2 separate regions of the Homo sapiens genome follow, and region 1 is linked to region 2. A link is a loop called in an ENCODE intact Hi-C map of the cell type or tissue named here. Cell type or tissue: Caco-2. All regions are shown on one strand. Each heading gives the region's core, and the rest is flanking DNA. Links, peaks and the distances in the headings are about the cores only. Region 1 has its middle 23 kb from the start of GEMIN8. Region 2 holds the start of GLRA2 (glycine receptor alpha 2).

Evidence for each region. Peaks named below come from ENCODE experiments on the same cell type or tissue, not always from the same donor. Only the 100,000 strongest peaks of a DNase experiment are listed, where the experiment ranks them.
Region 1: it touches region 2 in a loop (9-fold over the local background); 9 of 110 quality-filtered maps call a loop at or near these places.

The regions. Positions count from the first base shown.
Region 1 is chrX:14,050,244-14,054,646 of GRCh38, reverse strand. No RefSeq gene overlaps it. Among named protein-coding and RNA genes, the nearest start is that of GEMIN8, 23 kb to the right of the region's middle. In Caco-2, for the core only: no CTCF peak of the experiment used is centred there; no DNase peak of the experiment used is centred there.
Region 2 is chrX:14,526,933-14,531,309 of GRCh38, reverse strand. GLRA2 (glycine receptor alpha 2) reads right to left here and starts at 1,774. Exons shown (of 9, transcript NM_002063.4): 1 at 1,185-1,774. The coding sequence starts at 1,252. In Caco-2, for the core only: a CTCF peak has its summit at 2,460 (motif pointing right); a DNase peak (open chromatin) is centred at 2,489.

The DNA of each region.
Region 1 (4,403 bases), core at 73-4,072, 480 kb after region 2:
AGTTTTCTAGGCAATTCCATCTCCTGGAAAAAAATATATTCCTTCACAGTTTGTGCTTGTGTTTATTATTCACCATGGAGAGTAAACAGCTGAAATGAAATGACTACAAAATGAGGTTTCTCTTTAGTCATTTGAATGTGGGACACAGATTTTCCTGCATTATCATTCTGCTATTGGGGGTTCAGAAGTGGAGCTGTGATTGTCTTTACTCAGGACACCTGAGCCCCTGTATTAAAAAGCTACACATACTGGAAAATACAAGATTTCCCAGGCCTCAAATCATTAAATACTCAGTACCAAATCTGCAAAGATCCCACTGCAGCTCTCCATTGCTTGGATAGAAGTGCTGGCTGAAAATACAAGTAATAAATGTGATAAATTATATCATGGTGCTTACTCTAAGCTTTTTAATAAGAAACATACATTTTGAGGGACAGAAGTCATGTTTATCTTTATTTCAATCAGCACACTTTCAATTAGCCACATACATGGATGAGTGGCTTGGACCAAACACCACCACCACCACCCAAAGGTAAAATAGCTGAATTTAAGGCAAGGTAGTATCAGGGATGAATAAAACACTTTTAATTTGAATCTTCAAACTTTAAGTAATCATGCTATCCATGAGGAAAATCAGACATCTGTCTTGTGGCCACTAGAGTATCCCATACACTCTGAACTTTTTTAAGAAGCTATAGTCAAAGCCCTATAATTCTAGGAATTTTTCTATCCTACTCTCACGAATAGGTTCATTCTTATGTACAAGAATGATCTTCAGGTACTGGCTTGACAACAAAACATAGGCTAGAATAAATAAGAAACACGCAAAAAAAAAAGGTGCAAATAACGTATTTTTGCCAAAGGTAGAATGTACTGAATAGGCAATTCATGGTACTTGAAAAGCAGAAGTAATGACAACAAATGGAAATACAGGCCACTGGCAGAAGAAACAAGGACAAATGATTGGGTAAACAAGACCCCCAAATTGGTTAAAATTTATAAAAGTGGGGCTCATAAGTGTAGAGCAATAAGCCCATGTGAGTTATAAGAGAGAGAAAAAAAACTGAGACATGATTATGGATAAAGATGAAAGACGAGCCTAGATATTATAAACAGCAGGCTAATATAAGTGCTGTACTGCTGCATGTCAGTTCACTGTTCCTAGAGGTGATACCCATATGCCATACAGAGAAGGGGAAGAAGGAAAGACCTCATATGTCCCAAGAATTTTCTGGGGCCCGTCTGGGTTTACAGTGTAAAATGATATAGCTCCAATAGGGTCTAGAAGAAGATTCCCTTCCTAAGAAGGAAAAAAATATGGCATTTGGGGAATGCTCACTGTGAATCAGGAGCGTCACATGTTACTTTACTTAATCTTCAAAAAAAAAAAAAGGAAGAGTATTACAATAGACCCTTGAACAACATGGATTTGAACTGCAAGGGTCCACTTATTTGTGGATCTTCTTCTGTCTCTGCCACCCCTGAGACAGCAAGACCAACCCCTCCTCTCCCTCTTCCTCCTCAGCTTACTCAATGTGAAGACAAGGATGAAGACCTTTGTGATGATCCACTTCCACTTAATGAATAGTAAAAATATTTTCTCTTCCTTATGATTTTTAACAGTTTTCTTTTCTCTAGTTTACTTTATTGTAAGAATACAGTATGTAATATGTATAACATACAAAATATATGTTAATCAACAGTTCATGTTATCAGTGAGGCTTCCAATCAACAGTAGGCTATTAGTAGTTAAGTTTTGGGGGAGGCAAAAGTTATACATGAAATTTTGACTGCAGGTGGGGGTTGGTGCCCTAACCCTCATGTTGTTCAAGGATCAGCCATATATTCATTTTAAAACCATAAAACTAAAGCTTTATTAAGCTCTTACTATGTATAAGCCCTTCACAAGCATTATCTCATTTTATCTTCACAACGATCCTTCAAGTAGGTATTACTGTCTCCAGTTTACATACAAGTATTAGCTGTACTGACCCTTGCTTTTGAGATTTATATGAGTTTGAAGTGAACCCCCATTTTATGAAAAACAAATGTTAGCTACAACTTTCTTAAGGGCTTACTTTATCATGGTTTCCTCTGCCTCTTAGCTCCTGCTTTACTGAATTTGTTTAGCTTATTAACTGTCTAATCACTCCATGTTTTCCCTTTTCCATTCCATTGTAGTCTAAACATTAGGCTTATTCCCTTTACTTAATACACACACACACACACACACACACACACACACACACACACACACCCAACCAAGACATTTATGTTTACAGCAAACTTGACCCAAGGTTTGGAAAAACAGCATGGGTTCACAACAGTAATACAAGTAACTGAAAACTAATATTAGCTCTCCCTATTCCTAAGAGTCCTTTTGCCACCCCCAACATTCCATGTAGCCCCCAAACTTTCTTACTGGCTCTTCTTTCCCTTTATTCCCTTACTCCTCCTCACTCAGAGCCAACAACAAATGAATAATTTCTCCCATATAATTTCTTATAGAAAATGACTTGGTCCTTCTTGAGTTCTGCATTTCTTCTCCAGACCCTTCTCTGAAGGCTTGGTTTTGATGGCCAAATTACCTATTGAGATATTTTTTCAAACAAGGACAGTTCCATCTCTAACAGGAATTCTGGTGCCAGCACACAAGAAATACAGATGAGGGAACCAAGGCTTGGAGGTGTCTAGAAACTAACCCTGTAAGGTTTGTTCTTGAGAGCTGCTTGTTCAATATAGAAGCCACCAGCCTCATGTGACCACTCAAATTTAAATTGTACTTAATTAAAATTGAATAAAATTAAAATTTCAGTTATTCATTCTCATTACCTCATTTCAAGTGCTCGAGTGCTCTTGTGTCTAGTGGCCATTGTACTGGACAGTGCAGATGTAGAGCAGTTCTACCAACCTGGAAAGTTCTATTGGACAGTGACACTTCCACAGTAGCCGTGTGGTTCCCAGACGCTGCTATCTCTTGTCCATGTGCCACTGCTGAAGATGGTGACATATCCCTCTCCTTCTTTTTATGTTGGACTGCCATCTGCTGTGCCATTTCTAAATGAAAAGAAATACACTGTCCAATTACAAGTATGGAGTCTATGAACAAGTCAGCCGATAATCTCTGCTGTCTGTGTGAAGGCCGCCTCTTAGGCTGCACAGTGTCCTGCCTTCAGATGAAGAAGTCCTCAGACCATACTCTGCCAAGGTTTCTACCTGCCCTGGAGGCCCATTGAGACTGCTTATCCTCCAGAAACAAAGGCCTTATTTCATAATCAAGGCACAGACCAATTTATGAACCTGAAGAAGCAGCAAGTCTTTTAAAGAGTGTTGGTGTTTCCCATTCACCCACCACACTCCCCAATCCTGGCTAACCTTTCAATGATAAAGTCCGACTGTCTCAAAGAAAAAGTGCTGTTAATGGTGTTACCTTGGTGATGATGCCCCAGTCCACTCCCTCTGTAACAGTTCTCACTGAATCCTTTCTTCTGATCTTTGAATTGTACTGAATTCTCTGATTCAGTTATTCAAACTGCCACCATTTCTTCATTTTAAGCTTTGATAGCAAGAGAGATGATTCATCAGGATTGAATGCCTTTAAGCCAATGGTCTCAGTGTGGCTGTACATTGCTGTCCCCTGGGAAGGTGGGAAAAATCCAGATGCTTAGGCACACTGAAAACCAATGACATGGGAATGTATAGGGTTGGGATCCAGGCAACAGCATTTTTAACACACACCAGATGATTCTGATGTGCAGCAGTAAGACAGGCACCACTGACTTAAGTGGAATGACTGTACTATAGAGATTCTCAAACCTCTGTAAGCAGTGACTAAGAAAGCTTTGCAAAAATACAGACTCCCAGGCTCCTCACCCACCAACTGAGTCACAGTCTTAGGACTTGGGATCGAGCTATTTGCATTTTTCTAAAGACCCACAAGAGATTCTAAAGGGAAGACAGATTTGTAAATACGTGCCTAGGTGCAGTTGCAGCCCTGCAGATATCAGGGCAAAACTGCAAGGCGAGAGAATTCTGCCTCTCTCTCTCTCCTGCACCTCCTCTCCAGCACGGTGCAAAAGCCCGCAGAGCCCTTTCCCACCTCCAGGTTTGGGTTTCATCTCTGCTTTCTAAAAAGGGAAACAAAAATAAAGCTAGAGTCTAGAAAATCTTCAGTTTGAAAGTTCCTAAGCAACGGATCCTTTTCTGTTTATAACTTTCCTGCTTCAGGATCAGCCTTTCTCTCTAGCACCCTGCCAATTTTGTAATTGAGTTCATCATGCCATAATCTTGCCTTATATGCAGTAGGTGCTCAATAAATGTTTGAATGTGAATTATAAATGTGTAGAAGTAGTCCTGTATTCATAATTTGACATTCAATGATTTTTTTAAAGGGCTGGATTTTT
Region 2 (4,377 bases), core at 1-4,000:
TGAATTCTATCACTAAGAAAATACCACATTCTTGCCAGCTTTTCAAAGAAGGGGTATTCAAAATAAGTGCAAAGATGATATAAATATTTTGTAGGAGTTAAAAATTGATATGAGCATGCATAAATACTCACATTCTCATATGCAGATTCATCTGATTAATCAAGTATTATTTGATTATGATGGTGGTGGTGGTGAGGATGATGATGATGATGATGATTCTAATAAAAACCAGCCTATATTTTTTCTTAATCATAGTAGGAGGTGTAAACCTGAAAGGAACATAGTGGGTTTTCCCAGTATTCATAGCATTATTACTATGTGTTCCATTTATCTTGGTTCTGTGAAAAAATGCCATAAAATTTAATGAAAATTAAATTTAGAGTCCTATACTTTGTTGTAAGAGCATCTCCTGTCTCTGCTCAGTCTTCCACTCTCTGTTATTAGATGACTATTTCACTTACTGGTAATGATTTGATATTTTGAGGTATCAATTGATTTGGCAACTATTCGTAAACCATGTAGAAAATGCAAGCATGAAAATAGTAATTTCTCACTTTTTAAAATTATGCATGCTCCACTTCTCATATGTACATAAATACAATTATGTCATATTAACTAAATTTTGGTAGGCAATCCATTTCCAAACAGATTGAATAGTAGAATATAGTAGTAAAAAGAAATTTTTGATATTTCAAGAAAATTCCTGAATTGTAGTCCTCATAGTATGCTTCTAGTTTCTGAAATATAACAGAAGTCCCAAGTTGGCTGAGAATTAGGGATCTTTTATATTTTATCTAAAATGAGCATGCTCCTGCCAAATTAATACAATCATCTTATATGAAAAACACTGCACCCAATAATCTCTTTAAATTACTTTCAGAAAAATAATTACCCTTATATAGAAATGTAAAGAGCATGCAACTCATCAGACTACCTTAATATCACGTTGGCTGTGAAAATGTGTGTTGAATTGCATAGAGTGCGGCTATGCATCATAAAACTTGCTTTTGTGAAAAATTTACCACCCTCCCACAATTATTAGGCGTTTTAAATGAACAAAAGATATCTAACTTTCCTCTATAAAATTAAAATAATATAGTCCAGAGCACAGATAAATACACAATTACATGACACATTCTCTTTTAAACAATTTAAATATCAACATGCAAAGTCGTTTCACCTACCTGAAGTGGTTTGTCTCTAAGAAAAATGCAAACAAGGCTGTCAAAATGTTCACTAGCTGCCGGTTCATTCCTGTTTCTGTGTTGCTTGTGGAAAATATCCCGAAATGATTCCAGAAAGATGCTAGGACAAAGTGTCTGTTTATTGTCCAGATTCAAAATTTGGCAGGAACCTAGTTTCCTTGAAAATCAAAAAGAGATTTGGTTTTGTACAGTTTGCTGAGAAAAAAGAAAAAGTGCCAGTCCTGGGCATCATGGTCAGGTCAAACCGAGGCTTGGGACCATCAGTTAACCCAGAAAGACAAAGCCTCAGAACTGATGAATCCCCCAGCTGCTTTTCCTGAATAATAAAAATGCTGCTACCTTAATCGCATCACCATGCAAAGGGAGTTGGTGACAATGCCATGCTAGATAGCTGTGGCTTTTGTTTTATATCTTTTCTGTTTAGCAAAGCCCTTTTTCTAGAAAATGTTTTCTTTTAAAAAGAAGTTGTAAATGAGAGAGAAGAAAGGACTCTGCGCGCTGGAGTGGGTGGGGGGAAGAGGGAAAAATTGCTGAGATCCTGTGCTGGAATGAGGGCTATAGAATGAGACGGAGACGTGATCTTACCCAGCCTATAAATTTCAGCACTCGGACAGCTCCAAGCTCTGAAGTGCGCATGTTTCCTTTTTCAGTTGCTTGGGGCGGGGGTCGGGGAAAAGCATTCAAGAGGGGACGTGCCTGCTGTTCGAAGGCAAAGAGTGACTGGCCGTTCAGCGAGGGGATACTGAAGGGGGTACGATGACAGCAAGAGGAGAAGAGAGGTCGGGAGACGGAGAGGGTGAGGGAAGTGGGGTCTGAGCTCCTGGAAATGCTAGGCTGTCGGTGGGTGGGCGGGACGGGAATTTGAAGCAGAAAAGGGAAGGGAATAAGGTTTAATCGTGGGAAAACGAAATTGGGGGAAACAGAGAACAGGATTCAGAGTACTGAAATTATAATAAGGGTGTGGACAGTTCACTCTTTGTCAGTGCAAGCCGGAGGCAAAGAGGAGTCCTGTGCCGAAGAGAAGGGAACATTTCCTTGGCACAGAGAAGCCCGCGTGCAGAAGAAGGTTCATGAAGATCGATAATTTAATTTAGAAGTCCTTTATGCCTTCCTCGCCTTTTTAATGTTTTCATTTGATTTTAGCCGCCTAGTCCCAAAGGATCTCTCTACCTCTGTACTAGGGAAAGCCCCTTCCAACTGAGCTTTCTTCAGTGGCTCAAAATCCTTGGGCATCCGCAAGTCACAGATTTGTAGAAAAGGAAATGAGACAATGGGCCGGCAGGGGGCAGTAGCAATCTTTTCTTGCCATGGTTAAAGGTTAGAGCAGGGCTCCATGTTAGAAATGGAGCAAGGAAAAGTGCAACTGGGAGTTTAGTTCATCTGCCCATTCCAGATGTTAATCACTAGGAACAGTCATGTAATAAAGTGCATATGCTATTCTCCTAAATTGGCTAAAGGGACTGAAAATAGTGGAAGTTCATAAATCTGTACAAAAGTCTGACGAGTAACCCTGCTATTTCAAATCAAAATTACAAATATTATTATTAATAAAAAAGAGGAAGGGTAGATAGTCCAATGCGGATAATTAGCAGCTTCTGGGAAGGGGGAATGAAAAATGCATGTCCTACCATAAGCTAGGAGAGTAACCTACTTTTTGTGGAATATTCCTTGTTAGTCACCTATGTGCTTTACTGGAGGTCTTAATTTTAAAACAAAATAATATGATTAATTTTTACTCCGTAAATGACTAACTTTGGATCAGTTTAAATATCATAGTAGAGTAACAATGAATTCTATGTTTTTAAGAAGTAGATTCAGAGAAAAAAGATGGCAAGTTCTTTTTACCTTTTAATGTTAATATAAATCACCAGAGGATCTTATTGAAATGCAGATTATGATCCAGTAGGTCTGGGGTGGGGCCTGAGATTCTGCATTTCTAAGAAGTTCCTAGCTGAAGTTGATGCTGCTTGTCCACAGTTCACACTTTGAGTAGCAAGAGTCTATATGCCCTTTCATAAGATGTCTATCCCAGTAAGACAGTGAAAATACAGGAATCTCTTTTTAGATGAAATGCAGTAGTGCCCAAGCATTCTATTTACATACAAAATCAATTCTTCAAATATGTTTTCTTAACTTTCAAAGCCTAGAGAAAATGATTCAATTTAAAAGAAAAACAGTATGGTGTAGTGTGAGACATCCCTGGACTGCAGCTTCAAATCTGTTCACTTCCAAATTCATCCACATGGAAACTCTAGACCTGATTTTATCCCTGCTGTCCTGACCCAAAAAAATATATAAAATCAATTCCTGGAAATATTTCTTCAATTGGTTCTACATGGAAAAATAGCACAGATTTTTTTGTGTTCAAGATTCTTTCCAAAAGAAAATTAGGTATAAAGATAGAAGAAAATTATTTCTCTCAAATTTAAGGTTGTAACGATGCTTAAATAATATAGTCTTTGTAAATCATTTCTCTTTTTTTTTTTTTCCCGAGATGGAGTCTCACTCTGTCACCGGGCTGGAGTGCAGTGGCGTCATCTCAGCTCACTGCAACCTCCACCTCCCGGGTTCAAGCGATTCTCCTGTCTCAGCCTCCTGAGTAGCTGGGACTACAATCACATGCCACCATACCCAGCTAATTTTTGTATTTTTAATAGAGACAGGGTTTCACCATGTTGGCCAGAATGGTCTTGATCTCTTGACCTTGTGATTCGCCCACCTCAGCCTCCCATAGTGCTGGGATTACAGGCGTGAGCCACCGCGCCCAGCCGAATCATTTCTTTTAACAAGAGTTGTGTTATTAACCAGGAATAGGATGAGTAAGGAAATCTGTGACAAAGGAGACTCAGGCCAGCAGCATGAAATCACAGCATTATATTATTGTAGAGTTGTAAGGGACATTAGAGAGGATCTAGTTTAGCCTCCTCATTTGATTTCTCAGCTCTCCTAAATTTGGATTCCAGCCCTATCAATCCACAGAAACAGCTCTCACTAAGTCTGCCAGTGAATTTCTTGTAACTAAGTCCAAAAGACATTTTTCTGTTCTCATCTTACTTGACATTTCCATGGTACCTAATGTCATTGGCCTTTTCTTCCTCCTGGAAACACTTCCCTCTATTGACCCTGTGACACAGTGCACTCCTGGATTACCTCCTATTCTGTCTTCTTGGCA